2 separate regions of the Homo sapiens genome follow, and region 1 is linked to region 2. A link is an interaction called in ENCODE POLR2A ChIA-PET data of the cell type or tissue named here. Cell type or tissue: CD4-positive, alpha-beta T cell. All regions are shown on one strand. Links, peaks and the distances in the headings refer to the core of each region. The heading gives the core; the rest is flanking DNA.

Evidence for each region. ChIA-PET counts read pairs that join two places held together with the same protein. Peaks named below come from ENCODE experiments on the same cell type or tissue, not always from the same donor. Only the 100,000 strongest peaks of a DNase experiment are listed, where the experiment ranks them.
Region 1: POLR2A ChIA-PET joins it to region 2 with 5 read pairs; 4 of 35 experiments call an interaction of 5 or more read pairs at or near these places.

The regions. Positions count from the first base shown.
Region 1 is chr2:96,892,304-96,908,102 of GRCh38, forward strand. FAM178B (family with sequence similarity 178 member B) reads right to left here. Exons shown (of 17, transcript NM_001122646.3): 13 at 10,317-10,404; 14 at 1,623-1,748. Among named protein-coding and RNA genes, the nearest start is that of SEMA4C, 30 kb to the left of the region's middle. RefSeq lists a silencer at 6,430-6,574 and enhancers at 11,385-11,884, 14,369-14,964. In CD4-positive, alpha-beta T cell, for the core only: no CTCF peak of the experiment used is centred there; a DNase peak (open chromatin) is centred at 3,558.
Region 2 is chr2:96,764,643-96,780,441 of GRCh38, forward strand. The region is part of intron 1 of CNNM4 (cyclin and CBS domain divalent metal cation transport mediator 4); the gene reads left to right. Among named protein-coding and RNA genes, the nearest start is that of CNNM4, 12 kb to the left of the region's middle. RefSeq lists enhancers at 1-25, 4,795-5,729, 8,554-8,683, 9,404-9,463. In CD4-positive, alpha-beta T cell, for the core only: no CTCF peak of the experiment used is centred there; a DNase peak (open chromatin) is centred at 9,509; H3K4me3 peaks cover 1,704 bases; H3K27ac peaks cover 1,067 bases.

The DNA of each region.
Region 1 (15,799 bases), core at 3,160-11,159, 130 kb after region 2:
AGCGCAGCAGAGGGGGTCTAAGGTGGTCTCGGGCTGCAGTGAAGGCTTCTGAGAGCTGCCTGGGACTCGCCTGCCTCTCCACTGCCCTGGACCAGTGCACCCTACCCCTTTGGGGCTCTGCCGAGCTGCACGGTGCCTCCATGTTTTCAGGCCAAACAGGTCATTTCCAATATGGCGGCCAACCAGGGGGAGGCTTTCAAACCTCCTTTAGGTGTGTGAGAATAGTCCTCTAAAGAAAAGGCATCCTCAGCCTGCTCACTGTCCCTCTTCCCCAGCTGTTGAAAGAATGTCTTCTGCCACCTGGATAGCCTCTGTACCAGAGTGAGCCTGGCAGGAATCACACCTCTGCTAGGTGAGGCCCAGGACTGGCCCCCAAGGTGCCTGCAGGCCACACTCTCCGCTTAGCCAGACCAGACGTGACACTCTTTCCTCTCTCTCACCACTCGCCTTCTTGTTCCTTGCTCCCTGCCCAGGCCTCCCTGAGTTCTGTTTAGACAGACCACCCCAGGACTGACCCCCACCTCCTCTCTAGAGGCCCCATAACCAGCCCATAACCAGCTCCAGTTTCTGGGGAAATACTTGGCACAAGAGAAGGGGCATGCAGACAGCTCACGCTCTCCTGGGAGGCAGCAGCCTCATAAACGCACTAATATTAGGCACAACTGAAAGACAACCTTCCCCACATGTTCCAGAAGAGGAGCGTGCACCTGGGGATTAGCATATCTCTTTAATGGTTCATTTGTGTTCATTAAGTAATTAATTCATTTATCTGATTTGCAGAGTGATGCCCAAAGGTTGGACTTCTGTATCAACATCCAGCCTCCGAGTGAGTTTCTGGAATTACCATCTTCCCCAATTATAACGATCCCTATCTCCATTCTTCATTCCCGAGTCCCCAGGGGCAGCAGAGTACATCGAGGTTTAAGCCCTGCTCCCCAGGAAGCTGAGCCCGGGATGCCCACTCTGCAGCCCTCACACCCACCACATCCCTGCTCTGACATTCACCCAGGGACTCATAGGCCTCACTGTTCCAAACTCCACAACCTGCAGGCCCTGGGGCACCTTGTTGCTCCTGACTCCCACCAGAACTTGGCTTTCAGGAAAGCTGGGCAATGTCTGGAAAGTCAATTAGGAAGAACTGGGGACAGGCCAAGGACTCAGACTCAGTGACAACCACAGTGAAAATGAACAGGGAGGCTGGGCCCAGCTCTGCCTACAGAAGAAGGGATGCCCTGCACGTCGAGACAACCCTGCGCTTATCCTGATGTGCTCCCATCCCCTCCCTGGCATCCAGCTCCTGCATCCTCCCTAAACCATGCTGTAAGGCTGACAACCCCAGATCAACAAAAGGCACACAAGCAGGGACAGGCAGACATTTGGCCCCTACACCTGCGCACAGGGCGTCCCCAGCGCCTGCGGCACGGGTAACAGCACTAATTACAGGTGAGATGCTGAGCACCTCTGCTCAACACAGGGAGGCAGCCTGTTGGTCTCTGCCCTGGCATGGCCCTGGGGTTCTGGAAGGACCCGCAGGCCATGCAATGTGGACAGCCCTGCCTTTCCCTGCTACCTGTGGTGGTGGCACCGTGGTGGAGGCAGGCGGGTGCTGGGTGCTCACTCACCTTGTGGTCTAGCTCGGCACTAGCCTTTGGCTGTTGCTCCTGGCAGGGTGGCAAGGGCACAGAGTCCAGGTATTGCCTGAGAGATGATGGCCTCATGAGGCCCAGGAGCCGGCTGAGCGAGGACAGCTGGGGAGGAGAAGGGAGGCTGTCACTCACAGAGGGTGGTGGCCAAGAGCTCAGGGTGCTCCCGGGAATCGGCCTGGACACCTCAGCTGGTGGCAGTGTGTTAGGGCACTGGCTTCTGAGACACAGACCCACCTCTACCTTATGAACTGTGGCCTCTCGGATCCTGAGTGTTCTCATCTGTAAAATGGATCACACATACTTCCCAGGAGAGGAGGGGTACCCAAACATACCCAGCTCCCCCACGCCCCACCCACACACACACAGACCCACACACACTCTTCCCCCCACAGACCTGACACCCACCCACTCACCCACCCACTCATCCTCCCCACACCCACACATACCCAGGCCTCCCACCCCCCACCCACTCACCCACGTACACACAGACCCACATCCACACCTACTCACCCCCTCCACAGACCCCACATCCACACCCACCCATTCACCCACCCACCCACATACACACAGACCCCCCCACACATACCCACTCATATCCCCAGACCCCCACACACCCCCACCCACATCCACCTACCCACTCACCCACATACAGACCTACATACACACCCACTCACCCCCCCACAGACCCCCCACCCACAGATCCCCACCCACACCCCCCTACAGACCCCCACACACCCCCACCCCCATCTACCTACCCACTCACTGACATACACAGACCTACATACACACCCACTCACCCCCCCCACAGACCCCCTACCCATAGATCCCCACCCACGCCCACTCACACACACACTCACCCACATACACAGACCCCCTATACACCCCCACCCACTCATCCCCCCACACAGACCCCCACCCACACCCACCCAGTCATCCCCCCCACAGACCCTCACCCACACTCACCCACACCCATCCCCACCCCCTGCACTGCCGCTCTGCATCTGTGGGCCCACCCTCCCTTGCATCCCTCTCTTTTGGTTTAACTCTTCTCTGTGGAGGTTTGGAACACCATGAAGAGAGACCATGGACTAAGTCCCCAACAGTCCATCACCATGAGCAAGACCACCATCATCTTCATTCCGCCTGGCCTGTGTCTTCAGCCCCTGCCTTCCACTCCCCTTCCCGCTCTTTTCCTTCCAGGGGATTTTAAAGCAAATACATCGTATCGTTTTACCCATAAAGAGCTTCTACAGAAAAGATAAGGATTTCCCCCCAATCTAATCATAATACCATTTCTTTCCTAACAGAATCAACGAGACTTCCTTATCATCATCCAACACCTGTGTTCAGTTTTCTCTGTCTCTAAAATGTCCTCCAACAGTTGGTCTGTTTGAAGGGAGATTCAACACAAGGCCCACACACTGCTTTTGGCTGACTATGGCACCTAAGCTATTAGCCGCCCCAGCCCCCATTTAGTTTTTGAATAAACTGCCCAACCTCTCTGAACCCCTCTGGAGGGAATGTGACCTGCGTAAGTCCAGGTGTCTACAGTTAGCCGCTCCTTCTGGCCCAGTGCATGCACTTGATTCGGGTAGCCTGGGCCCAGCCCCAGCAAGGACTGCCCAGCTGCCCTGAAGCTAACTCTTGGCTGGGGCAGAGGCAGGCAGGCTCCCAGCCCTTGGCCTCTGTGAGGCCACAGCAGCCCTGGGGGCAGGGCGGGGAGTAAGTGGGAGCAGATCCAGGGTAGTTCACAAAAGCACCATCTCTTTAGATGGCACAGAAGCAGGGTGGCCATGGGCTAGGGGCTTGAGCCCTGCAGCCCAGCCCCCCTCTTGAGCTTAGCCTGGCTGGCACACCTGGCTTCCTCCGGTGACTCACCTACCACCTGCTCAGCACATCAGCCGGTTATGGGCTGAGACAGCCCACAAGAGCAGCTGGGCTGGGGGCTAGGAGTCAGGCCCAGGGCCTCAGCTTCTGGGAGGCGGCCAGGGCTTCTCAGCCTAGTTTCTGATCCTTTTGGGAGGGGGGAGGAAGGTTCTGGGCGAAGGGAGGCACCATCTGGGGCTTCACCCAAACCATGGCTGTGCCACCTTCCTCAGGCTTCACAAGTCAAGATAGTTTCCAGAACAGTTCTGCCCACTCAGGGCTCACAGCTGTGCAAGCATAGGGTCAGGCTCTGCAGCCCACACCCCCAGCGTGGCCTTTGGGCAGGCCTCGCCCAGCCGGGACCCTCCCTGCTACGGGAGGCCTGGGTGGGGCTGGGCAGGGGCGCACAGGACAGCACTCTTGCGATGCTTGCTCTTGTGTTTTTCCTCTCACTCATGAAAACAGCTTGGCTGTGCTCAGTGCAGCAAGCTGCTGCCCCTGCGATCTGCCTGTGCCGTTGTGCCTTCCGATTGTTTATTCCCTTTTGTTTCCATCTCTGGATGCTCCAGCCAGCCTCTCCCCCACACACAAACCCCTCTCCAGGATAAGGGGTTGTTTGGGCCTTGCAGGAACCAGCGGGGATGGGCCAGACCAGAACTCTCCCTACACCGACATCACTGCTGGCAGCTGGCTCTACAAACACTCGGCCGCTTAGGGCAGACACCTAGGGCGAGAAGCAATGATCCCTCAGGAAGACAGGCCTCCACCAGCCTTCTCAGAGGCAGGGAAGAGGTGGTGGAGGCTGATTTCCAGAGAAGCAACTGGCCACACAGCATGTTGCTCCTGGGTGCAAATCCTGGCTTCCTCCTCACCTAGGACAGGAAGCCAAGATCTTAAGTGTCTGCAAAGACCCAACGACCTGCCTGCTGCTTCCTGGAGCTGGTGCCCTGCCTGGGCCTTCTGACCAGACAGCACCTGCCTCTCTCTTCCTTCCAGCCGTTGCTCCACACCCACCTTCTCAGTGAGGCCCACCTGCCCAAGTTCCCATCTGTCTGCCTATCTATCTATCTAAACAGAATCTTGCTCCGTCCCCCAGGCTGGAGTGCAGTGGCACAATCTCTGCTCTCTGCAACCTCCACCTCCTGGGCTCAAGCAATTCTCCTGCCTCAGTCTCCCGAGTAGCTGGGATTACAGGCGGCCACCACCACGTCCAGCTAATTTTTGTATTTTTAGTAGAGACAGGGTTTCACCATGTTGGCCAGGCTGGTCTCGAACTCCTGACCTCAAGTGATCCACCCACCTTGGCCTCCCAAAGCGCTGGGATTAGAGGAGTGAGCCACAGCGCTTGGCCCCTTTGCAATTTACTTGCTTTTTATCACCTATTCCCCCCCACTCCCTGGAATGTAAACTCTCTGAGGGCAGTTTTTTCACTGCAGAGTCCCCAGAACCTAGCACCGTGCCTGGCACATGGTACATGTCTAGTAAGTATCTGTCAAATGAACAAATGATTGAATGAATAAATGAACAGTCAAGACTGCAGCTAACATTTTCTGAGTAGATGCAAACCTTTATCCCCGATTTGAGCCACCCGAAGCCCACGTTTTCCAAATCCCAAACTGGAAGACACACTTTGACAAGAGGTTTACTGTGTTGCAAGAAGTGCCCCAGGATAAGAAGCAAACTCCTGATTTCCTCCCCAAACCTGCTCCAGCTGCGTCTTGCCTAGGGTAGGCAAAGGGCGTCTCCATCCCGCCTGTTGCACTGACCTAGAGTCCTTGTCTCTGTTCTCTTGCATCGCACATCCCACTGTCTGTACTTGGGAAATGCACCTACAACCTGACCACTTCTCACCGCCCACGCTGCTGTTTCTCCAGGCCAAACCACTGTCATCTCTTGCCAGGATTACTGCAATCACCTCCTTCCTCTCCACTCCCAGTAATCTCTTCTCAACACAGCAGGCAGAGTAATTTTTAAACGTTGTATAAATCAGATTTTGTTTCTTCTCTGCCCAAATCCTTGCAGGGGCTCCCCACTTCTGCGCAGAAGTCAAAACCCTCACCGTAGCCTTGAGGCTCTGGCTAACTGAGCCTCCACTTGCCTGTGTGACCTCAATGCTGTAAGTCCTGTCCTTCAAGTTCAGTTCTCCAACGTGTGCTTCTGCTCCTGCTCCATGGGGCCTCCGCTGCAGCTTGTGGGAGATACAGAGCCCAGCAGCTTGGCCATCAGGGACTCCTGCCCAGCAGTGCCCTGCAAATTGCTGTGCCCAGATCCAGCCCCAGGTCCTCTGCTCCTACACCAGTCAATTCTAAACCCCTGTGCCCCCTTTTACAGTGAATCGATTGATAGGATTTCTCCAGCACTTGTGCACTGATGAGGAAAGGGAGGGACGGCCCTTGTCCTCCTGTCTGTGAACCGGGACTAAAGCCCAAGGACCCAGCAGGGCACTTCACCATGAAGTGGCGGGTGTGGTCCAGGATGTCCAGAGGCAAGGAGAGAGCTGGACAGGCTAAGGCGGTGCCCTGCAGTGGTCAAGGGCAGGACTTTAATCTCAGCTCTAGGCGGGGTACAGTGGCTTATGCCTGTAATCTCAGCACTTTGGGAGGCTAAGGCAAGAGGATCACTTGAGCCCAGGAGTTTGTGACCACCCTTGTCAACATGGCGAAACCCTGCCGCTAAAAAAATACAAAAATTAGCCAGGTGTGGTGGTGCACGCCCATAGTCCCAGCTACTCGGGAGGCTGAGGTGGGAGGATCACCTGAGCCAGGGAGGTTGGGGCTGCAGTGAGTCGTGATCACACCACTGCACTCCAGCCTGGGAAAGTGAGACCCTGCCTCAAAAATAAAATAATCCCGGCTGTACCACTTCCCTGTTGGGTGACCCTGGAAAGTTCCCCTATCTGTAAAATATGGATGACAGTAAGTCTGAGGGCCTTGGGCTGCTAGGAGGGGCGAGCACTGAGGACAGCAGCCAGGACACAGCTGTGCTGTTGTACATGGGAGCTGCCACTACTGCGGGTCGGGGGTGACAGGTGGAAAGGAAGAAGAGGCCCAGACACAGCAAAAGCTGTGTGCAGAGGGCAGGCAGGGCCTGTGAGGAGGCCCGATGAGAACATGCAGCACTGGCAAGCCCCGTGGAGGAGACATTGGGAAAGGGGCATGTGGGCTGAGTGGGTGGCTGTGGGGACGAGGTGGCCCTTTGAAGGAGTGTTTCAGGAAGGTCTGACAGGCCAGACTGGAAAGGGGAGTGCCTGGCAGCCTGAAGACCTGGGAGGAGGCTGTGAGCAGCCCTGGGCTTGCAGTGGAGATGGGGAAGGAGCTCCAGGAAGGCCATGGGCAGGCCCCTGCCAGTCCTTCCTATCCCTCCAGTCGCCATGAATCTCTCACTCCCTTTCTCCTTTTTGCAGTACAAGCACTGACTCAGCCTCCAAGACCTGGCTCAGGGCATCTTCTCTAGCAGCTGCCGCACTGTGCCTGGACAGAGTTAGTCACTATGGCCGTGGCCGACTTGCTCACCCCTCTCTTCTGAGGTCATCTGGTGCTGTCTCCCCAGTGCCAGTACCTGGCACAGAGCCTGGCACTCAGGTTGCTCAGCTAGTGTCTAATAAACACATGGGTGCATGGTGGGCATGCAGCAAGTGGGCTGGACCTGGCTTGGCCCTGACAGGCTGCAAGACCCTGGCCCCTGGGGAGCCTGGGAGACCTGCCTGGCCAGGATCTCTCAAGGGGAGGCAGCGCCACTCCATGTACTTTAAAAAAAAAAGAAAAAAAAAAGCGGGTCTTGCTCTGTCGCCCAGGCTGGAGTGCAGTGGAGCCGTCATGGCTCACTGCAGCCTTGACCTCCAGAGCTTAAGCCATCTTCCCACATCAGCATCCCCACCCCAAGTAGCTGGAACTAGAGGCACATGCCACCATGTCCAGCTAATTATTTTACTTTTTGTAAAGAACTCCAGGGCTCAAATGATTTTCCCACCTCAGCCTCTCAAAGTGCTGAGATTACAGGCCAGAGACACTGCCTCCCGCGCCCCCATTCCCCACTCTTTTTTTTTTTTTTTTTTTTTTTTAAGAGAAGGTGTCTGGCTCTGTTGCCCAGGCTGCAGTGCGGTGGTGTGATTATAGCTCGCTGTAGCCTCCAACTCCTGGGCCCAACGACCCAGCCCTTCCTCCATGACACTTCCCCTCTGCCACTCTGACCTCCACCAGGAAGGCAGCCCCACCAAGCTCTCCTCACTCTATGCACAGCTGCTGGCCAAGAAAAAACAAAATGAAGCAAAATGCCAAGCCTTGAACTGGCTCTAACTCTCTCTCTGGCCACCTGTGTCGCGCCCCCTCTGGCCTCCACTCTGCGCTGGGCCTGTCCGTCAGCCTGCATCCCAGAGCCCTCCCAGGCACCCCATCTTGTGCTCCCCCCTGCCTCTAACTGCTGGCTGTTCCCAGCAACACCGCTGGGTCCCTCTGTTCTTCCTTCCTCACAGAGACCATCTATGAAGTAACCTCAGCACCGGTCACCTCCTCACTGCCCCTCCCAAGGTCTCAGCTGGGGCACGTTCTCCCCATGCACCCCGACGACCCACCTGGGTGCCTGTCCCTTCCACAAGCGTGCACTGCCTTCCCGGGGTGTGCCAGGCACCGCCAGGTGCCGAGGGGCAGCAGGGGCCAGAAACTACGTGTTCCCTGTTCTTCAGGGGCTTATTTTCTGCTTGGGGGTAGGGGATGGAAAACACAGATGCTGAGCAAACAAATAGGAAAAGATCAGGGGGTGGCCACCAGGAGTGACTTAGGACAAGATGACAGCCAGTGCTGGGGCACTCTGGATTGGGTGGTCAGGAAGGCCCCTTGCAGAGGTGACATTTTGGCTGGAGTGGGAATGACAAGAAGCTCCAGTTCTACTAAGGCCTGGGGGAAGCATTCAAGGCAAAGGAGGCATCTGAGGCAAAAGCCAGGCCGAAGCCGCTCAGACAACCCAACCCCACCGGTCACCTCTCTGAACTCCCTCCTTGCAGTCACAGCACCTGGGACTCAGACATATGGTCCACCTCACCCAGGGATGTGCTGGAACATTGTCTCAGCCCTCTGGGCAAGGGGTTATGCTGCCTCAGTGGCTAGAGATGCACAGCCTCTAGCCAGAGCACCCCTAGTGTAGCTGAGCTGGAAGGGTCAGTTGTACCCAGCAGCTCTTCTCCCAGGATTCCAGGAAGATTACTGCGGAGGTGCGGGCGCGCTCAACCTCCCTTCCATCCATCCTTGGGCTGCCAGTGACCCCTTCATCACCCCGTGAAGTGACGTCCTCTGAGCTGCCAGGAGCCTGCAGTCAGAGCTTTTTGGAGAGAAGAGGAACAGGACAGGAAGGCTGAATTCTTTTTTCTTTTTTTTTTTTTTTTTTTAGAGTCTTGCCCTGTCGCCCAGGCTGGAGTGCAGTGGCGCGATCTCGGCTCACTGCAACCTCCGCCTCCCAGGTTCAAGCAATTCTCCTGTCTCAGTCTCCCGAGTAGCTGGGATTACAGGCGCCTGCCAGCATGCCCGGCTAATTTTTTGTTTTTTTAGTAGAGACGGGGTTTCACCATGTTGGTCGGGCTGGTCTCGAACTCCTGACCTCAAGTGATCCGCCCACCTCGGCCTCCCAAAGTGCTGGGATTACAGGCGTGAGCCACCACGCCCGGCTCAGAAGGCCGACCTCTTAATGCCCTTGCTGCCCCAACAATACCTAACCCTGGGGACTGAGGGGACACCAGAGGGAGTAGTTTTAATTTAATAGTATTTGTTTTCATCTTTACAAACAGTATTTGTTTTTATGCTTTACTATAAAAAATAAACAACAACAAAAAAATGGGCTGTGGGCACTGTTGGGGGGTTGTGTTTAATGAGTGTGGAGTTTCAGTTTGGGAAGTTGAAAGAGTTATGGAGATGGATGGTGGTGATGGCTGCACAACACTGTGAATGAACTTAAGGTCCCTGAATTGTACACTTAGAAATGGCTGAAACACTATGCTTAAGAATGGTTAAGATGATTACAAAAAAATTAAATAAATGAATTTAATTCATTTATTTGAATTAAATGCTCACTGCAACCTCTGCCTCCTGGGTTCAAGAAATTCTCTGCCTCAACCTCCCAAGTAGCTGAGATTACAGGTGCCCGCCACCATGCCCAGCTAGTTTTTGTATTTTTAGTAGAGACAAGGGTTTCACCACATTGGCCAGGCTGGTCTCAAACTCCTGATCTCAGGCGATCCCGCCCACCTCAGCCTCCCAAAGTGCTGGGATTATAGGTGTGAGCTACCACACCCAGCTTTTACTACAATTTTTTTTTTTTTTGAGATGGAGTCTCGCTCTGTCGCCCAGGCTGGAGTGCAGTGGCGCGATCTTGGCTCACTGCAAGCTCCACCTCCCAGGTTCACGCCATTCTCCTGCCTCAGCCTCCCGAGTAGCTGGGACTACAGGCACCCGCCACCACACCTGGCTAATTTTTTGTATTTTTAGTGGAGACGGGTTTCACCGTGTTAGCCAGGATGGTCTTGATCTCCTGACCTCATGATCTGCCCGCCTCAGCCTCCCAAAGTGCTGGGATTACAGGCGTGAGCCACCGTGCCCAGCAACTACAATTTTTTAAAAAGACAGGCTCTCAGCTCACTGCTCTGTCCTCAGCGCCTAGCACATGGCTGGCATGCAAGCGGTAATTCTTGATGAAAGAACATGAGTAGAGAGTTCAGAGCCAGCTTAGCTCTGGGGCCTGATGTTCCTGGCCTTTGGGGAAAGCCTCCAGAGCCCGCAGGCCATGGCCTTCCTGCCCAGGCCTGAAGCAAACACTCACCTGGGTCTTCTCTTGCCAGAGAGGGAGCATCTCCTGCTGGCCCAGCATTCGAGCAATGACCACAAGGCTGAGCTGGCTTCGAAGCCGCCTGGGGGAAAAGCGACAGCCTGAGAGAGGGTGTGCTGGAAGTCGGGGAGCCCGAGCAGGGGGCAGGATACCCATGGAGAGGGGACTTTGGGGGAGCCACCCTCCATCTGGGGTACCCCAGCAAAGGGCTTTCTCCATTGGCTTACAGCATTATGTATTCTAGGAGGAATGAAACTCTCATGATCAGAAAATTAAATAATAAATCCACACAAAAACTCAAGTCCCTGGTAATTTCAGAGGCCCACAGAGCTGGGCTTTTCTTAGTTTTTTATCCCCTCTGCCGATACATATCCATGGATCCATAGAGGCAGCAGCACTGAACTGCTTATTTTATTTTATTTTATTTTTTTTGAGACGGAGTCTCGCTCTGTCGCCCAGGCTGGAGTGCAGTGGCACAATCTCGGCTCACTGCAAGCTCCGCCTCCCGGGTTCACACCATTCTCCTGCCTCAGCCTCCTGAGTAGCTGGGACTACAGGCGCCCGCCACCATGCACGGCTGATTTTTTGTATTTTTAGTAGAGACAGGGTTTCACCATGTTAGCCAGGATAGTCTCGATCTCCTGACCTCGTGATCCGCTCGCTTCAGCCTCCCAAAGTGCTGGGATTACAGGCGTGAGCCACCGCGCCCGGCTGAACTGCTTTTCAATACGCCTCTGCCTCTTCTTTCCTTTGTGGCTCCACCTCTGCAGGGTGGGGGAGGCTGGGGGACTGACTTGGCCTCAGCAGGCCAAACTTCATGGTTTTCTTTTCACCCAGTATCCACTGGGCTTTCCTTTGGGAAATCCATCTCCTGCCAGGCTCCCAGGACAGGCACCTGACCCAGTCACTGAGAGGTGGCCTCGGGCTGTGGCTGAACTATCAGCAAAGTGCAGGCATGCAGGCCTTTCCAGCAGGGCCGCCACTACAGCCACTGGTGGCCATCCTGCCTCCTGGAGGGAGAATCAGGAAGAGGAAGCCACAGGGAGGCAAAGAGGCTGAAACAGAGCCCTGAGAATGCCCAGAGACAGCTGTGCCTGGAACCCCTGGCCCCTGGACCTCTCACCCCAGCCTTGCATGCAGAGAGGCTCCCTGGGTGAACGGGAACTGAGGCAGGAATGGCTTCCTCAAAGCTCCGGTGAGGCTGGGATCACAGAGGCATTAATCTAGGGTCTAAAATCCTGGGGCACTTTTAGATTTTCTTAGGAAAGAGTCAAGAAAGTCAGAGGACTCGACAAAGCAGCGGACTCTTGGATTTTTCAAAAAGCAGAACAAGCAGCAGCAGCACCGCACCCCAGAAGAGCCAACACGAGCTGGGGCCATGCCAGGTGCTGGTGGGGGCGCAGGGTTATGGGCACTCACACACAGCTGGCAGGATATTGATGGGTGCGCCACTGCCCAAAACTGGCAAGATCTACTAAAGATGTGTAGATGCCCACCCCATGCCCAGCAATCCTACTCCTAGGTACAAAGTTGCAAAAAAAGGAGAGGCACTAGAAGGTTTGCACAGCAGCAGCAGCAGCAGCAACAGCACAGTGGACAGACAGATCAGGCTGTATCCATACAGCTCAGTCCTACGGGGGGGTGTTGTGATTATGAATGAACCACAAGTACCTCCAACAACATGAACGACCTCCAGTGTGGTAGGAAAGCAGCCAGACACAAAAAATGTATCTGCATGGTCTCATTTTTTGTTTTGTTTTGTTTGAGACAGAGTCTCGTTCTGTCACCCAGGCTGGAGTGCAATGGCATGATCTCGGCTCACTGTAACCTCTGCCTCCCGGGTTCAAGCATTTCTCCTACCTCAGTCTCCCAAGTAGCTGGGACTACAGTCACGCACGCGCCACCATGCCTGGCTATTTTTTTTTTTTTTTTTTTTTTTTGTATTTTTAGCAGAGACGGGGTTTCACCATGTCAGCCAGGCTGGTCTCAAACTCCTGACCTCAGGTGATCCAACTGCCCTGGCCTCCCAAAGTGTTGGAATTACAGGCATGAGCCATTGTGCCCAGCCAACAGGGTCTCATTTATATGAGGTACAAACATGGGCATGCCAGCTACAGTACTCCACGCCTGCAGTCCCTGCTACTCAGGATGTTGAGGTGGGAGGACTGCCTGAGCCTAGGAGTTTGTGGCTACCTTGGGCAACACAGCAAGACCCCAACTCTTTTATGCCCGGGTTTAAGCGATTCTCCTGCCTCAGCCTCCCAAGTAGCTGGGATTACAGGCGCCTGCCATTACGCCCAGCTAATTTTTATATTTTCAGTAGAGACAGGTTTCAACATCTTGGCCAGGCTGGTCTTGAACTCCTGACCTCATGATCTACCCACCTCAGCCTCCCATAGTGCTGGGATTACAGGCAACCCCAACTCTTAAAAAAAAAATGCAAATGGCAAACTTCAGCTGTTGGAAGTCTGGATACTCATGACCCTGGGGTGGGGGTGGGGGGCAGGTTCTGATCATGTTTCATTTCTTGACCTGGGTGCTGGCTTCACGTGCATTGGACTTGTGAAAATGCACTGAGCCATACACTTAACTGTCTTTGCTCTATTGTTTGTATATTGTAGTTCAATAAAACAATTAAGAAAAAAATTCAGGCCAGGCACAGTAGCTCACGCCTGTAATCCCAACACTTTGGGAGGCTGAAGCGGGTGGATCATTTGAGGTCAGGAATTCAAGACCAGCTGGGCCAACATGCTGAAACCCCATCTCTACTAAAAATACAAAAATTAGCTGGGCGTGGTGGCACACACCTGTAATCCTAGCTACTCGGGAGGCTGAGGCAGGGAATTGCTTGAACCCGGGAGGCAGAGGTTGCAGTGAGCAGAGATCACACCACTGTACTCAAGCCTGGGCGACAGAGCGAGACTCCATCTCAAAAAAAAAAAAAGAAAAAGAAAAAGAAAAAAAAAGTTCAGCTGGAAGGGAGATAGGATTGCTAGATTTAGCAGATTAAAATATAAGATGCCCAGTTAAGTCGGGTGCGGTGGCTCATGCCTGTAATCCCAGCACTTTGGGAAGCCGAGGTGGGCGGATCACCTGAGGTTGGGAGTTCAAGACCAGCCTGACCAACATGGAGAAAACTCGTCTCTACTAAAAATACAAAATATATATACACAAAAATATACATATATGTGTGTATATATATATATATATATATATATATATATATATATATATATTTTTTTTTTTTTTTTTTTTTTTTTTTTGAGATGGAGTTTCTCTCTTGTTGCCCAGACTGGCATGCAATGGTGCGATATCGGCTCACCGCAACCTCTGCCTCCTCGGTTCAAGCGATTCTCCTGCCTCAGCCTCCGGAGTAGCTGGGATTCAGGCATGTGCTACCACGCCCAGCTAATTTTTTTATTTTTAGTAGAGACGGGGTTTCTCCATGTTGGTCAGGCTGGTCTTGAACTCCCTACCTCAGGTGATCCGCCTGAGTGTTCTGCCCACCTCAGCCTCCCAAAGTGCTGGGATTACTGGTGTGAGCCACCGCGCCCAGCCAATACTTTTTCTTTTTCTTTCTTTTTTTTTTTTTTTGAGCAGGAGTCTTGCTCTGTTTCCCAGGCTGGAGTGCAGTGGCGGCATCTCAGCTCACTGCAAGCTCCGCCTCCTGGGTTCAAGCGATTCTCCTGCCTCAGCCTCCCAAGTAGCTGGGATCACAGGCATGTACCACCAAGCCCGACCGAAAATAATTTTTCTGGCATAAGTTTATCCCATGTGATATGTGCATCGTGTCTAGCAACCCTGAGAGGGACCAACCATTCCCCTCCATGCCTGACTGTGAAGGCCTGATGTGAACCATCGTGGGGGTGCCCTGACCCTGGGCCCCTTCAGCCTCAACCCCCTCCTGTGCAGCACCACTGTGTACTCACTCAACACTTCCCACTTCCCCCACACTGAGCACTGAGGAAAGGCAGCGCCCACCCGGACTGAACCATGGGATAACTAACAGAAGCCCCTTATCCCCTCTCTACGGCCCCTACAACAGACCCCCGTGGGTGCAGGCCACCCCGTGGCCCCACACCCAGAGCCCCAAGCTTCAGGTTCTCCCCCACGCACAGGCCTTCGCCTCCCTGTCAGACAGGGCCAGCTTTCCAGCTGTTTGGGAGCCCCAGCAGCAGCTGGGCCGGGAACACAGTGGGAGGTCAATGGCCCCTCTGAGCTGCTCCACAGTGAACTCAAAGCCAGTCAGAAGTCTGCATCTGGGCTTCATTAATCCAAAACTTGAGGCCTGCGCGGGAGCTCGTTTACTCGTTTACTCACAGCGGGCGAGGAGGGCCTGCCCGGCCCGGGGGTGAGGGGAGCAGGCAGGCCGGCAAAGCAGTGCCAGGGGTGGTTCCAGAAGGGAAGAGGCGGGCAGGGTGGGTCAGGATGGGGCTGTTATCCAGAAATGAAGAAAAGCACCACAAGAAGCACCAAGAGGGTGCATGGATGAAAAGAAACCCACATGTGAGTGGCGAGCCCCCTTGCTGTCCCCGCCTGCCCACTGCCTTTCATCCTGATGGCCCTCCCCGCCTTTTAAACCCCGTCCTGCATTCTTAGTTCCCACTGGGACACAGCAAGGAGGGGGCAGGGGGCGGGGCGAGACCATTTTTTTATTTTACAGACTGAGAACTTATTCCATGGAGAAGAAAAAGAAAAGCCTCACCCCACCACCACCCAGACTGTGCAGGGCACAAGCAGAGGGGCTGGCTGAGGCTGGCTGTGGGCTCTCCCTCCCATAGAAGAGGCCTGACCCCACCTGGCAAGGCCTCCCCGGAACTCCAACCAGGTTCAGAGGAGGAGGCAGAAGCCATGGGGCCATCCCAGCCACTGTCATATAAGGCAACAGGCTCCAGCCCTGGCGTGCACCAGCCAGGCCAGGCTAGGCCAGGCCAGCTTCTGCCTCCGCCCTGTCCCCCTCCACCCACCAAGGGCCTCCACAAGACCAGGACACTGGATTAGCACTCAGAGGAGTCGAAGGCACTGAGACATTCACAAATGACTTTTCCAAACCCGCAGCAGGGCCAGAAGTGGAATGCCAGCGCTCTGCTTCCTAGCCTCCGCAAGGGGCACCCAGGAAGGCAAAGGCACCAACCACGTGGGCTGCTGGGATGTCGGGCAGTGACATAGGCCAGCACAGCCCCTCTGGAGCCCCTTGTCTTCACTCCCTGGGAGGAGAACTGGGCCCTGCCAAGACTGAACTGCCCTAAAAGGCTGTCAGGCACCTGGCCAAAGGCATGAGCTGCCTTTTCCAGTCTCCAGGGCAGCTCAGGAAGCAACGGCAGTGGCCTGTTCCACCGTGGCAATGCTGCCTGACATGCTGCCTCAGGGCGTCCGCCTGGCTCGCACCCCGGGCCTCTTGTCCATCAGGCTGCCTGTCAGCCACCTGCTCGGCACTCCTTCCCTGGACTCTTCATTGCGCACTTGCCAGGTGGGAA
Region 2 (15,799 bases), core at 4,868-12,867:
TAGTCTGAGATTACCCAGGACACAGCACACACCTAGTGTACATCTGCAATTTAAGAGTTTCTTGGCCAGGCGCGGTGGCTCATGCCTGTAATCCCAGCACTTTGGGAGGGCGAGGCGGACAGATCACGAGGTCAGGAGATTGAGACCATCCTGGCTAACATGGTGAAACCCCGTCTCTACTAAAAATACAAAAAATTATCCAGCCGTGGTGGCACATGCCTGTAGCCCCAGCTAGTCAGGAGGCTGAGGCAGGAGAATCGCTTGAACCCGGGAGGCAGAGGTTGCAGTGAGCCCAGATCGCACCACTGCACTCCAGCTTGGGCGACTGAGCAAGACTCTGTTTCAAAAAAAAAAGAGTTTAGGAGTCTGGTGTTGGGAATGGTTTTTTTTTTTTTTTTTTTTTTTTTTTTTTTTTTTTTTTTTTGCTAAGAGAAACAAGTGAGCAAAGTTAGAACAGCTGGCATTGTTTTATTTGTTTGTTTGTTGTTGTTTTTTTTTTTTGAGACGGAGTTTTGCTCTTGTTGTCCAGGCTGGAGTGTAATGGCACAATCTCGGCTCGCTGCAACCTCTACCTCCCGGGTTAAAGCGATTCTTCTGCCTCAGCCTCCTGAGTAGCTGGGGTTACGGGCATGTGCCACCACCCCTGGCTAATTTTGTTTATTTAGTAGAGACGGGGTTTCGCCATGTTGGTCAGGCTGGTCTTGAACTCCCGACCTCAGGTGATCCACCCGCCTTGGCCTCCCAAAGTGCTGGGATTACCGGTGTGAGCCACCCTGCCCAGCCTTTCAGCTGGCATTGTTAACAGCACCAGAGTCAGAGCTGGGGCAACTGTCTAGCCCAGCATCTCTCTCTGAGGGTCTGTCCTGGACCCTCCTCCACCCCAGGTTGGGTGAGGGTCCTGAGCCTAGCTTTGCCAGAGTCCTTCTGCCCCACAAGTAATCCTCTTTTAGGGCCTTTGTATTCTTTCTTTCCCCTTTCCAGCATTATAAGCTCCTTGAGGGTAGAGGCCATGCCTTCTTAGTGTTTTCACCACTCAGTGCTTGGTAAAGAGACGGGTCTCCAGTAAGTGTTGGACAAATGAATGAACAATGGATGACTCTCTGGCAAGCCCCACTGGCCTTTTTGCTGTTCTTTTTTTCTTTCTTTCTTTCTTTCTTTTTTTTTTTTTTGAGACGGAGTTTCGCTCTCATTGCCCCGGCTGGAGTGCAATGGCACCATCTCGGCTCACTGCAACCTCCACCTCCGATTCTCCTGTCTCAGCCTCCCGAGTAGCTGGGATTACAGGCGCCCGCCACCACGCCCGGCTATTTTTTGTATTTTTAGTAGAGATGGGGTTTCACCATGTTGGCCAGGCTGGTTGCGAACTCCTGACCTCAGGTGATCCACCCACCTCAGCCTCCCAAAGTGCTGGGATTACAGGTGTGAGCCACCACACCTGGCCTTTTTTTTTTTCTTTTCTTTTTTTTTTTTTTGAGACAGAGTTTCACTCTGGCATGATCTCGGCTCACTGCAACCTCCACCTCCCAGGTTCAAGCTATTCTTGTGCCTCAGCCTCCCAAGTAACAGGGATTACAGGTGCATGCTACCACATCTGGCTGATTTTTGTATTTTTAGTAGAGATGGGGTTTCACCATGTTAGCTAGGCTAGTCTTGAACTCCTGACCTCAAGCGATCTGCCCACCTCGGCCTCCCAAAGTGCTGGGATTACAGGTGTGAGCCACCGTGCCTGGCCCTTTTTGCTGTTCTTAAACACACCAGGATGCTCCCACCATGGGGCCTTTGCCCTGGTTGTTTCCTTGGGCTGGAATATTCTTCTCCAGAAGTCAGCATGGCTCACTGTCTTCCCAGGTCACCTCTCAGTGGGGCCTTCTTGCCACCTTGTTTAAAACTGCACCCACCATCCCACCCCAACTTCCTAATCTCCCCTGCCCTGTGCCGATTTCTTCTCTTCTCGTAGCACACATTGCTCTCTAGCATCTATGTAATTTGCTGATTTACTGTGTTGTCTACTGTCTGTCTCCTCCCACTGGCATATAAGTTTCAAAGGGCAGGTCTCTTTGTTTTGCTCATCAATGTATCTCTAGCCCCTAGAATGGCTCTTGGCACATAGTAAGGCCTCCATCCATGGCACTGAGTGAGTAAGTGAGTGAATGAATACCTGTCTGTTTTGGCAGAGGATCATTCCCATTTTAATAGTGTTAGAATTCTGAGGAGCTGATGAGTGCAAAGAAAAATGGGTGTTGTGCACTTACCGGGTTCAGAGTTCCAGCCACACAGGACAGACAGGAGGAGTGCCTGGGATGACATGTCAGGGACTGAGAAGTAGAGTTTGGGGCCTTGAGTGTGATGCATGGTTCCTCTCCATGTGCCTCAGTTTCCCCACCAGTAAGTGGTCTTTGGCCACTGGGGGTTTACACAGCTTCCCTCATTAGATGAGTCATGAATGTGCTCCTACACACTTAGAGACGGGCTAGGGGCATCGATGCAGAGGTAGGGGCCGAGTGTCCCTAGGAGTAAGGCAGGGGTACAGCCTTGCAGCACTTCTGTCTCCCAGCTCACGGCAGTTAGTGCCAGATATCTGTGGAACCCCATGCTGCGTGCAAGACGTGATGCTAGGTGATGCAGGACCACAGGAGTAAGATCATCGAGTTGGTGAGACAAGCCCTCAGGCCTGAGAGTCTCCTGTGATTTGAACCTTGGCCCTTCCGCTTAAACCTCGCCTGGAACTGTTTGCAGTACTGGGTGTTGTGGGTGGGTTTGTCCACCTTGGAATCTCAGAACAAAGCCACCTCCAGCTCCTCCTGCCCCAGTTTGTGTTTTGCCTTCACCACTCTCCCAGACCCTGAAGCTAAGTAATGAAGGAAGAGGGCAGAGCTCTGCACCCCCCTTGCAGCCCACCTTCCAGCTTCTAGCTGTGCCTCACCCTCTGGGACACTCCTTCCCTCCCAGGTACTTAGCTCATCTTTAAACACCTTATCTTTCCCCACCCACCTTATAACCACCTAGACCCTGTATAGACCTGGGTGTAACTCCAGCCAGCCTGGTCACTGACCTGTGAGGTGGCCTTGGACCTGTTACTCCTCCTCTCAGCAAGGTAGTGCAGTATAAATTGGTGGGGAAAAGCTAGAAATATTTTCATTAAAAAAATCCTCCTGGCTGTGGCTCACGCCTGTAATCCTAGCACTTTGGGAGCTCTTTGGGTGGGTCACTTGAGGCTAGGAGTTCGAGACCAGCCTGGCCAACATGGCAAAACCCCATCTTTACTAAAAAAATGCAAAAATTAGCTGGGTATGATGGCACATGCCTATAATCCCAGCTACTGGGGTGGCTGAGGCAGGAGAATCGCTTGAACGGAGGTTGCAGTGAGCTGAGATTGCACCACTGCACTCCAGCCTGGGCGATAGAGCAAGACTCTGTCTCAAAAAACAAAACAAAACGAAACAACAACAACAACAAAACACCCATATTTTCATCTAGGCTGTGTCAGATTTTCCCACTGACTTAATTTTATTCCCGCAACAACTTTATGAAGTTGAGAAAAAACACTGCATGATTTTTGCATTCACTTTTGGTTCCTCTTATCTGACACACCTTAAGTAACTTATCCTCCACACCCCACCCTCCCATCCGCACCTGCTTATTCATCCATTTGTTCAACCAACAGTGACCGTTTTGAAGCCTCTGTGTCAGACACTGTGCAGGCTGTTGGGAATCAGAGATGAATAAAACTGCCCTGTTCACAGAACTCACAGTCTACCAAGGAGAGAGACACGTGAACAACGCCTAGCTGCACAGAGCTCACAGATAGGGTGCCGTGGGGCTGAGGGAGGGCAGGCCTGTGAGATGCTTCTGAAGTGAGAGTAACTAGACTCGTTGATCCTTGTGGAGATCTGGGAGTCAGGGCCCGGAAGTAGTTGTGAAAGTCTGAGGTTTCTAGCTTGGGATTCAGGTTGATTATGTCATTTAACTGCAATCGGGAAAGGGGGACGAAGAGACAGTTTAGTGAGGGCAGAGGGAGGTAAGTGGTGGTCATAATAATGGTGTGACCCGTTGCTGAGCTCCTTCTCCGTGCCCAGCATTGTTTACACTGGAGCTTCTCACACTCGACTGCCTGGACATTTTGTTGAAATGCAGACTTGAACTCAGTGGGTCTGGGTGTGGCCCGAGAGTCTGCATTTCTGACAGGTTCTCAGATGATGCCCATGCTGCTGGCCCTGGACCACACCAGTGTGCAGTAACATCTAGGCAGGCATGCAGGGGAAAATGCCCACGTGAGGCTGAGGAGCAAGGCCAGGACAACGCTAAAAGGTTTAAGAGTCAGCCAAGAGGCCGGGTGCGGTGGCTTACGCCTGTAATCCCAGCACTTTGGGAGGCCGAGGCGGGCGGATCATGAGGTCAGGAGATCGAGACCATCCTGGCTAACACGGTAAAACCCTGTCTCTACTAAAAATACAAAAAATTAGCTGGGTGTGGTGGTGGGCGCCTGTAGTCCCAGCTACTCGGGAGGCTGAGGCAGGAGAATGGTGTGAACCCGGGAGGTGGAGCTTGCAGTGAGCCGAGATCGCGCCACTGCACTCCAGCCTGGGCAACAGAGCGAGACTCCGTCTCAATAAAAAAGGAGTCGGCCAAGAGCAGGCAGAATGGAGAGCTGCTGGGCACAGTGGCTTTGTAATCCCAGCACTTTGGGAGGCTGAGGCAGGTGGATCACCTGAGGTCAGGAGTTCAAGACCAGCCTGACCAACATGGTGAAACCCCGTCTCTACTAAAAATACAAAAATTAGGCGTGGTGGTGGGTGCCTGTAATCCCAGCTACTGCGGAGGCTGAGGCAGGAGAATAGCTTGAATCGGGAGGCGGAGGTTGCAGTGAGCCGAGATCGCGCCATTGCACTCCAGCCTGGGTGACAGAGTGAGACTCTGTCTCAAAAAAAAAAAAAAAAAGAATGTGTGAGAGAGGAAAGGACAGTGCAGGGGGTGTCAGTGTGTAAAAGCCAGGCTGAGGCGACTCCTTGATGGAGACGAAGAGAACCAAGGGGGCACGCTATTCGGGAGCCTCCTTGGAGGGTCAGATGGGGTGAAGACCATGCACAGACTGTGGGATGGGACCTTAGGCTGTGGGGTGCCCAGCGAGAGCAGCCTCGGACAAGTGGTGCCCGAAGGCAGCTTTGCACCGGTTCTCCGTCAGCCCTGCCTGGTAATAGCCTCAATATGGTGATTTGATCTCAAGAAGCTGCCTGGGGGCAGGTGTATCTGAGAGTGACAGGAGCTGGTTAATACTCCGGGTGCAGGCAGAGGTCCCAGCAGGGACAGCTGACAGAGCTGTGGCCAGGCTCCTTCTCACTTTCCCTTTAGTGCAGTGCTGTGGGAAGGGAACATGAGCACGTGGAGGGGCCTGGTGCGTGCCAGCCAGTGGGCAGCTGCACCTCCTTCCTGGCTGGCCCCATGCAGCCTATGGGCGGGTTCCCAAAGAGGAGCCAGCACTGAGAGGACACTCACGTGTCTTCACTTGACAGTTCTCTTCTCAGAGCTCTTGTTTGTGCAATGGAAGGCAATGCTGTGCATCGAGGCCCTGATAGGTTCTTAGTTATTCTGGTGTTTACTTTTCAAAGGTCTCGTATTTTTAACTAGGAAATCCCGCTCCAGTGTTTTTCTGCTCACCTCTGGTCAGGACGGGAAGCACCGAGCAGATGTTTAACCTTGAAAATGGGTGAATACACAGGAGCACAACATCAGGGAATGGCCCTACAGGATCAGCAGGGGGCCCTTGGGAAGGGGAGGCCTGTCTCGTAAGTAAAAGTCTGGGAAGACATTTCAGCGGAATTTGCTAGGGCGGGTAGACATGGCGTTTTCCACTCTGGTACGTGTTGCCCTGGGAGAGCTTGGACAAGACCCGAAGGCTGAGAGGTGAGCCTCACCGTCCTTCGCAGCAGCTTTGGGGGTGTGGCTCAGGCCTCCCGGGCTGCTTCCCCTCCTTTTCTAGACGGACTTGGCGGTGCGGATCCCTGGGTGCCTTCTCTCTGCACCCCTCCCACATGAACCTGGTTGACTGAACAGCAAGGACATCTTTGAGGGGAAGGAAGCCTGGCCCCTCTGAAGGAGTCGCTACTACAGGCCTCCAGTCTCCTTGAGGGCAGGGGCCAGCATGGTTGTCCTGCACTGAGCGCTGGCTCCTGAAAGGCCGCGCAGCCATGGAGAGTGTGTATGGAAAGGCAGCCTGGGCCAGGCCTCTGTCGCTGCCTTGGTGACTGATTTTCGCAGAGCCTCCTGGTTCCTTCTCCCCAGCCCGTGGGGGATGGACAGGCTGTCTCAAAGCCTTCCTGTGGTCTTAGGGATTCTTGGAACTCCTTAGCAGAACTGACTCTGAGATGTGTGAAGGTGCTAGAATTTCCAGAGGTACCCGGCTGGCCCTCGGCTGAGGGGGTGGGAAGCAGCTGTCTGGCCGGTAGCTGCCATTTGCTCCAACCTGCTGCACTACAGCTCTCAGCCCCTGTGTCTGCTGCCACGCCTGCCCTGCGCCTCGCTTACCCCTCTCCTCTCACCAGAATGTACTGTCGTGGAGAGGGTCAGAAGCTCCATAAAGGGCCCCTGGCTTATGTCGTAGGCTAGAGCCTGGACTCCTTACTTCTGTGCTTATTCCACTGTTAGATGATTTTCTTTTTTTTTTTTTTTATTTTGTTATTAGTGTTTATTATTTTTCCGTAGCCATAAAAGAGATACATCTCATTGCTGGAACTTGTCTCTATTAAAAACAAAACAAAACAAAAACCTTATAACAAACAGCATGGCTGGATGCAGTGGTTCACACCTATAATCCCAGTACTTTGGGAGGCCGAGGCGGGTGGATCACCTGAGGTCAGGAGTTCAAGACCAGCCTGGCCAACATGGTGAAACCCTGTCTCTACTTTTTAGACAAATACAAAAAATTTTAGCCGGTCGTGGTGGTGCATGCCTGTAATCCCAACTACTTGGGAGGCTGAGGCAGGAGAATTGCTTGAACCCGGTAGGTGGAGGTTACAGTGAGCCAAGATCGTGCCACTGCACTCCAGCCTGGGCGACAGAGCCACACTCCATCTCAAAAAAAAAAAAAAGAAAGAAAAAAGAAAGAAATCCTTGCTTTTTGGAACACAGTTTAGATGGGTTCTTCAGATTCCCTGCTGATAAGAAATTAAATCCTTATCCCCATCATCCTTTCGGAGTCTCTCAGAGAATCTGCACCAGGACAAGGGCTGGGCAGTGCTGTGCGCCTCTGCGGGAAGGTGAGCCCAGAGGCTGGGTGTACAGCTGCTAGTTTGTTTTGCTGGGGGTTAAACTTGGTGTTGCTGGAGCATTCCCCAGAGGTTACGATCAGAATTGCTTCCATGCTGCAGGGCTGATTTACTGTGAAGGGGTAGGGTTGTTGCAGGACTGGTTTCCCAGGCTCTCTGGAACGCCTGGTCTCTGGCCAGGAGGCAGCCTGGAGCCTCAGTGCAAGGAGGATCCCTCCCCTACCCCAGGTAGGGCCACTCCCACACATGTGCACACCCACACTCATACCCCACATAGGCACAGGCAGGCTTACTCCCACCTATGCTCACACACACACTCATACCCCCACAAAGGCACAGGCAGGCGCTTACACACCCCATGCGCGCACACACACTCATACCCCCACATAGGCACAGGCAGGCTCTACTCCCACCCGTGCGCACACACACTCATACCCCTCACATAGGCACAGGCAGGTGCTCACACACACGTGCGCACACACACTCATGCCCCCCACGTAGGCACAGGCAGGCGCTCACACACACATGCGCACACACACTCATACCCCCACATAGGCACAGGCAGGCTCGCTCTCACCCATGCACGCACACACACACTCATACCCCCCACAAAGGCACAGGCAGGCACTCACACACACATGCGTGCACACACATACACACTCATACCCCCACATAGGTACAGGCAGGCGCTCACTCACACATGCGCACACACACTCATACCCCCACATAGGCACAGGCAGGCGCTCACACACACATGCGTGCACACACACACACACACTCATACCCCCACATAGGCACAGGCAGGCGCTCACACACACATGCGTGCACACACACACACACACTCATACCCCCACATAGGCACAGGCAGGCGCTCACACACACATGCGCACACACACACACACTCATACCCGCACATAGGCACAGGCAGGCTCACTCCCACCCATGCTCACACACCCACACTCATACTCCCCACAAAGGCACAGGCAGGCTCGCTCTCACCCATGCACGCACACACACACTCATACCCCCCACAAAGGCACAGGCAGGTGCTCTCACACACTTGCACACACACACACTCCTACCTCCCAGATGCACAGGCAGGGCCACTCACACATGTTCACACCCACCTGCTAACCCCCCATGTGCACACACAGGCTCGCAAACGCCCACATTTATGCATACATGGACTGTCACCAGGAGTCCTGCCTTAAACCGAAACCTATTTCTCATGAAACTTTCCCAAGAGTTAGAAGTCAGTTTCAAAAATTAGTAAATGCTTGTACAGTGTGATTTATTTCATGAAATGCTCAAAATAGTGACTTTCTCTTCAGCTGCTAGTGATCTGGTCATCCACATTGAAGACTGTGTCCCCCTCAGACCTCATGGTGAGGACTAAGTGAGGTAAGGCGTGCAAGGTGCCGAGCCCTGTGCCCGGCACTGCGTAATCATGCTGTAAATATTAGTTATTTTTAAAATTATTATTGCTATTATCCAAAGGTGCCCCAGTTGACACTGATGCCAACCTGTGGCCACAGCAGTTCTCATACACTGTCTCCGTTGGCAGGCTGCCCTGCTGTTCAGGGTGGTGTCATTTTTGGAATTATAAATACACTGACACCTACCATGTACCCACAAAAATTTAAAATTAAATGAAATGGCAAGGCGCGGTGGCTCATGGCTGTAATCCCAGCACTTTGGGAGGTCGAGGTGGACAGACCACCTGAGGTCAGGAGTTTGAGACCAGCCTGGCCAACATGGTGAAATGCTGTCTCTACTAAAAGTACAAAAATTAGCTGGATGCGGTGGCGTGTGCCTGTAGTCCCACCTACTCAGGAGGCTAAGACTGGAGAATTGCTTGAACCCAGGAGGTGGAGGTTGCAGTGAGCCAAGATCATGCCACTGCACTCCAGCCTGGGTGACAGAGTAAGACTCCATCTAAAAAAAAAAAAAAAAAAGTTAATTAAATATAGAAAGCTTATTAAAAATAAATAAATAAATAAACTGAGCTCAAAAGAACCCTCTATATAATTATATGCTAATTCAGATGCCATCTTATCTGAACCCCAGTGTATATAGTCAGGGTAACAGAAGGCAGAGCTCAAGGGAGAAAAATGAAAGTGAAAGAGGAAATTCACCTCATTTACTTAGTTTTCCCCCCTTCCAAATTGGGGAGAGTTAAACCCACCGTCCTGACCGCCAGCGCATCCATGTTCCGACTGCAGGAGCGTCATGTGAGGGCTGCCCTGTGGGAGGGGGCAGGGGAAGGAAGGAGCACAGCTCTATTTGCCAGTCACGTGTTTTCATTTCAGCTTCACTGGTCCTCTGCTGCCTCCCAGGTGTCTCAGGGAGGGAGGGAAGAGGCCACCAGGTGAGTCTCTGTTCCCTTGGAGCCCCATCTTGCCTCCGCAACAAAGATCTTTGGTCACTTGGAGGCCAGGAGTTTGAGGTTACATGAGCTATGATTGCACCACTGCGCTTCAGCCTGGGTGGCAGAGCGAGACCCTGTGTTTAAAAATTTTTTTTAAATTAAAAAGTTAAAAAAAAAGAACGAACAGGGGAAATGCCTGTGCCTGTGTTAGTGGTTAACATTTATGAAATAATTATTTAATCCTCCAAGTGCTGTAGATGGGAAACTGAGGCTTAGAGAGGCCAACAGTCTTTCCCAGTCACATGACAGCTAAGTGGCAACCTCAGGCTGTGTGGCCCTAGCAGCCATGCTCTGAAGCACTATGCAGTGTCTCCTTGCAGTGAGATTGTAGCTGTTAAGAAAGAGAGCAGGCTGGGTGCAGTGGCTCACGCCTGTAATCCCAGCACTTTGAGAGGCCAGGGCGAGTGGATCACCTGAGGTTAGGAGTTCGAGACCAGCCTGACCAACATGGCAAAACCACATCTCTACTAAAAATACAAAAATTAGCTGGGTGTGATGTGTGCCTGTACTCCCAGCTACTTGGGAGGCTGAGGCAGGAGATTCGCTTGAACCCAGGAGGTGGAAGTTGCAGTGAGCAGAGATCATGCCACTGCACTCTAGCCTGGGAGACAGAGTGAGACTCCATCTCAAAAAAAAAAAAAAAAAAAAAAAAAAAAAAAAAAAAAAGCCAGAAGATTGGGAGATTCCAGTAAGTTCAGGCTAAAAAATGCTAAAAAATGTACTGTCAGTTTTAGATTTTTTTTAGGTAAACTTTTTGTTGATGCATAATATAGAGAAAAGTGCATAAATCATAAGGGTACAGCCTGATAGCTTTTCACAAAACAAACACCCCTAACTGCCACTGAGCTCCAGTAATAACACATTATCCACACCCTGGAAGCCCACCCCTGACCCCATGCACCCTCCCAGTCCCTGCCCTGCTCCCTCAGTCATTGTGGGTCAAAGTTTTTCTGTTTATAAACTTTTGTAAGTGAATCATATCATATATACACACTTTTGTGTCTGGCTTCTGCTGAATGTTAAGGGTCTGAGCTTCATCCATGCTGTGTGTAGCTGTCATTCATTCCTTTTGGTTGCTGTCATAATATTCCCTTATATAACCAGTAATATTGTTGATGGACATTGCATTGTTTGCAGTTTGGGACTATTACAAATGATGCTGCTAAGAACACTCTTGTGCATGTCTCTTGCTGAACGTATGAAGGCATTTCTGTTAGGAATATGCCCGGGAACGGAATTGCTAAGGCACAGGGATGGTAGAGATGAGAGTTTTACAAAGTGCTTGTATCAGTGTTCACTCCTATCCCTACCAACTCTGGTATTGTTAAGTATGTGTATGTGTGTTTAATGTTTGCCATTAAGGTGTGTGCATGGTTGTGTCTCACTGTGTTTTGTTTTTGTTTTGTTTTTGTTTTTGTTTTGTCTCTCTGTCATCCAGGCTGGAGTATAGTAGCATGATCACAGCTCACTGCAGCCCCCACCTCCCAGGCTCAAGCAGTCCTCCCACCTCAGCCTCCCAAGTAGCTGGGACCACAGGTGTGGGCCACCACGCCTGGCTAATTTTTAAATTTGTATAGAGAATGTGGTCTTGCATTGTTGTCCAGGCTGGTCTCGAACTCCTGGCCTCAAACCATCTTCCCTCCTCGGCCTCCTAAAGTGCTGGGATTACAGGCCAGAGCCACTGTGCCATTGTGGTTTTTTTTTTTTTTTTTTTGAGGTGGAGTCTCGCTCTGTTGCCCAGGCTGGAGTGCAGTGGCGTGATCTCAGCTCACCACAACCTCCACCTCCCGGGTTCAAGTGATTCCTCCGCCTCAGCCTCCCAAGTAGCTGGGACCACAGGCCGCACACCACCACGCCTGGCTAATTTTTTATATTTTAGTAGAGACGGGCTTTCACCGTGTTGATCAGGATGGTCTCGATCTCCTGACCTCATGATCCACCTGCCTCGGCCTCCGAAAGTGCTGGGATTACAGGCGTGAGCCACTGCACCCGGCCGCCATTGTGTTTTTTTTTAATTTACTTTTATTGATACATAATAGCTATTTTCACAGTACATGTGATAATTTGATAGATTCATGTAATCAAATCAGGGTAATTGGGATATTCATCACCTTGAATAGTTATGTGTTCTTTATGCTTGGAACATTTGAATTATTCTCTCCTAGTTATTTTGAAATGTAAAATTGACTAATGTTAACCATTATCACCTACTGATCTATGGAGCACCAGGTCTTATTTCTTCTAAGTGTATATTTGTACCCATTAATAAACCTCTTTTCATCCCCCTCATTGTGGTTTTGAGATGGAGTCTCGCTCTCTCGCCCAGCCTGGAGTGCGGTGATGCATCTCGGCTCACTGCAACCTCTGCCTCATGGGTTTAAGCAATTCTCCTGCCTTAGCCTCCTGAGTAGCTGGGATTACAGGCATGAGCCACCATACCAGGCTAATTTTTTTGTATTTTTAGTAGAGATGGGGTTTCACCATATTGGCCAGGCTGGTCTCCAACTCCTGACCTTGTGATCCCCTTGCCTTGGCCTCCCAAAGTGCTGGGATTACAGGCGTGAGCCACTGCGCCCCACCTCATTGTGGTTTTAATTTAGATTTCCCTAGTGAATTATGATATTGAGCACATTTTTATATGCTTATTGTCCATTTGACTATTCTTTTTATTTGTGTCTTAACTGTTTTCTTTTTTTTTTGTTTTTGAGACGGAGTCTCACTCTTGTTGCCCCGGCTGGAGTGTAATGGCGCAATCTCAGCTCACTGCAACCCCCGCCTCCTGGGTTCAGGCAATTCTCCTGCCTCAGCCTCCCGAGTAGCTGGGACTACAGGAGCGCGCCACCACACCCAGCTAATGTTTGTATTTTTAGTAGAAACAGGGTTTCACCACGTTGGCCAGGATGGTCTCAATCTCTTGATCTTGTGATCTGCCCGCCTCGGCCTCCCAAAGTGCTGGGATTACAGGCGTGAGCCACTGCGCCCGGCCTGTTGCCTGTTTTCTAGGAGGTTTGCCTTGCCTTTTTATTTCTTTTTTGAGATACAGTCTCTCTGTCACGTAGGCTGGATGCAGTGATGCAATCATGGCTCACTATAGCTTCAACTTCCCAGGCTCAAGCAATATATTCCACTTTACAACCTCCTGAGTAGCTGGGACCACAGCTGTGCGCCACCACACCTGGCTACTTTGAGACAGAGTCTTGCTTTATTGCTCAGTCTGGAGTGTAGTGGCACGATCTTGGCTCACTGCAACCTCCACCTCCTGGGTTCAAGTGATTCTCCTGCCTTAGCCTCCTGAGTAGCTAGGATTACAAGCGTGTGCCACCACACCCGGCTAATTTTTTATATTTTTGGTAGAGATGGGGTTTCACTGTGTTGGCCAGGCTGGTCTTGAACTCCTGACCTCAGGTGATTCACCTGCCTTGGCCTCCCAAAGTGCTGGGATTACAGGAGTGAGCCACCACGCCTGGCCAACTTTGTGTATTTTTTGTAGAGAGAGGGTTTTCCCTGTGTTGCCTTGGCTGGTCTTGAACTCTCTGCCTTTTTTTTTTTTCTGAAACAGGATCTTGCTTTGTCACCCAGGCTGGAGCACAGTAGTGCGATCTTGGCTCACTGAAGCCTCGACTTCCTGGGCTCAAGAAATCCTCCCACCTCAGCCCGCCAAGTAGCTGGGATCACAGGCACATGCTACCATGACTGGCTAATTTTTGTATATTTTGTAGAGGTGGGGTTTCACCATGTTGCCCAGGCTGGTCTTGAACTCTTGAACTCAAGTGATCTGCCCACCTTGCCCTCCCAAAGTGCTGGGATTACAGGTGTGAGCCACCGTGCCTTACCCTCTCTGCCTTTTTCTTAACCATGTTTAGGAGTTATTTATATATTATTTATTCTATATATTCTTTATATAGTTATGTATATCTGGACCCTTTAAAAATTTATTCCTAGGGGCCAGGTGCAGTGGCTCACGCCTGTAATCCCAGCACTTTTGGAGGCCGAGGCAGGCAGATCACAAGGTCAGGAGTTCAAGACCAGCCTGGCCAAGATGGTGAAACCTTGTCTCTACTAAAAATACAAAAAAATTAGCTGGGCATGGTGGCGGGCACCTGTAATCCCAGCTACTCCGGAGTCTGAGACAGAGAATTGCTTGAACCCGGGAGGTGGAGGTTGCAGTGAGTCGAGATGGCACCACTGCACTCCAGCCTGGGCGACAGAGCAAGACTCTGTCTCAAAAAAAAAAAAAAAATTATTTCTATGTATCTTTTTTTTGTAGCTATTGTAAGCAGGATTGCCTTAAAAATTTTTTTTTATATGAGGGTCTCACTATGTTGCCCAGGCTGGTCTTGAACTCCTGGGCTCAAGTAATCCTCCTGCCTCAGCCTCCTCAGTAGCTGGGACTATAGGTGCATGCCACTTGTCCCAGTTAATTTTTATGAACCCTTTATCAGACATATGTATTGCAAATACATTCTCCCACTCTGCGGATTTTAGCCTTTACATAGCTTTTTTATTTTAAGCATTTAATTGACAAAAACCATATATATTTGTGGTGTACAACAAGCTAATTAATATGTATGTGACCTTATCTACTGTCTAAGTCTGGTTTGTGAGACTGGGTGATTTATTTATTTTATTTATTTATTTTTTTGAGATGGAGTCTCGCTCTGTTGCCCAGGCTGGAGTGCAGTGGCGCGATTTTGGCTCACTGCAAGCTCTGCCTCCTGGCTTCACGCCATTCTCCTGCCTCAGCCTCTTGAGTAGATGGGACTATAGGCGCCTGCCACCATGCCCGGCTAATTTTTTGCATTTTTTCAGTAGAGACGGGGTTTCACCGTGTTAGCCAGGATGGTCTCGATCTCCTGAGCTCGTGATCCGCCCGCCTCGGCCTCCCAAAATGCTGGGATTACAGGCGTGAGCCACCGCGCCTGGCCAATATTCTTTCTTTAAAAGCTGTATGGAATCACTTGAACTCAGGAATTTGAGACTAGCCTGGGCAACATGGTGAAACCCTGTCTCTACCAAAAATACAAAAATTAGCTGGGCGTGGTGGCATGCACCTTTGATCCCAGCTACTTGGGAGGCTGAGGTGGGAGGGTTGTTTGAGCCTGGGAGGCAGAAGTTGCAGTGAGCTAAGATTGTGCCACTGCCCTCCAGCCTGGGTGACAGAGCAAGACCTCGTCTCAAAAAAAAAAAAAAAAAAAAAATCCATATGATACCCAGGACTTTGTATTGAGAAGATCCCTTTTCTCACTGGACTGTGGTGCACATGTGGGTCTCTCTGGACTCTTAGATTTAATTGATCTGTTTCTTTTTCTTTGCTCCAGTAACCATGTTGGCATAATTGCAGTAACTTTATAAGTTTTGATATCTGGTAATGTTAAGCCTTTTGTTCTTCAAGATTGTCTTAGCTATTCTTAGCTTTTTACCTGGGAATTTTATGGAATTGCACTGAATCTACAGATCAACTCAAAGACTTGACATTTTTTTTTTTTTTTTAGACGGAGTCTCACTTTGTCTCCAGGCCGGAGTGCAGTGGTGTGATCTCGGCTCACTGCAACCTCCGCCTCCTGGGTTCAAGCAATTCTCCTGCCTCAGCCTCCTGAGTAGCTGGGGCTACAGGCACGTGCCACCACACCCAGCTAATTTTTGTATTTTAGTAGAGACGGGGTTTCACCATGTTGGCTGGGATGGTCTCGATCTCTTGACCTTGTAATCTGCCCGTCTTGGCCTCCCAAAGTGCTGGGGTTACAGGCAGGAGCCACCGCGCCTGGCCAGACTTGACATTTTATAGTAGTGAATCTTCCAATCTGTGAACACGATGACCTTTTCATTTGTGTCCTCTTAGTTTCTTTCAAAAATATTTTTGTGTGGAAATCTTACACATCTTTTCTTGAGTATATTCCTAGTTATTTGGTGATCATAAATGAGGGCTCTAAAATTTGATTTTCCAAAGTTTGTTATAGGTTGTTCCATCTCCACCCCAGCTGGGGTGTACTGTAGTTTAGTTCTGGCGCCAGCTGCCTGGAGTTAGCATCACTGGATTCCACAGGTTTAAGGTTTCTGCCCTCCCCAAGACTGCCCACTTGCTCTCCCTTTTTTTTTTTTTTTTTCTTTT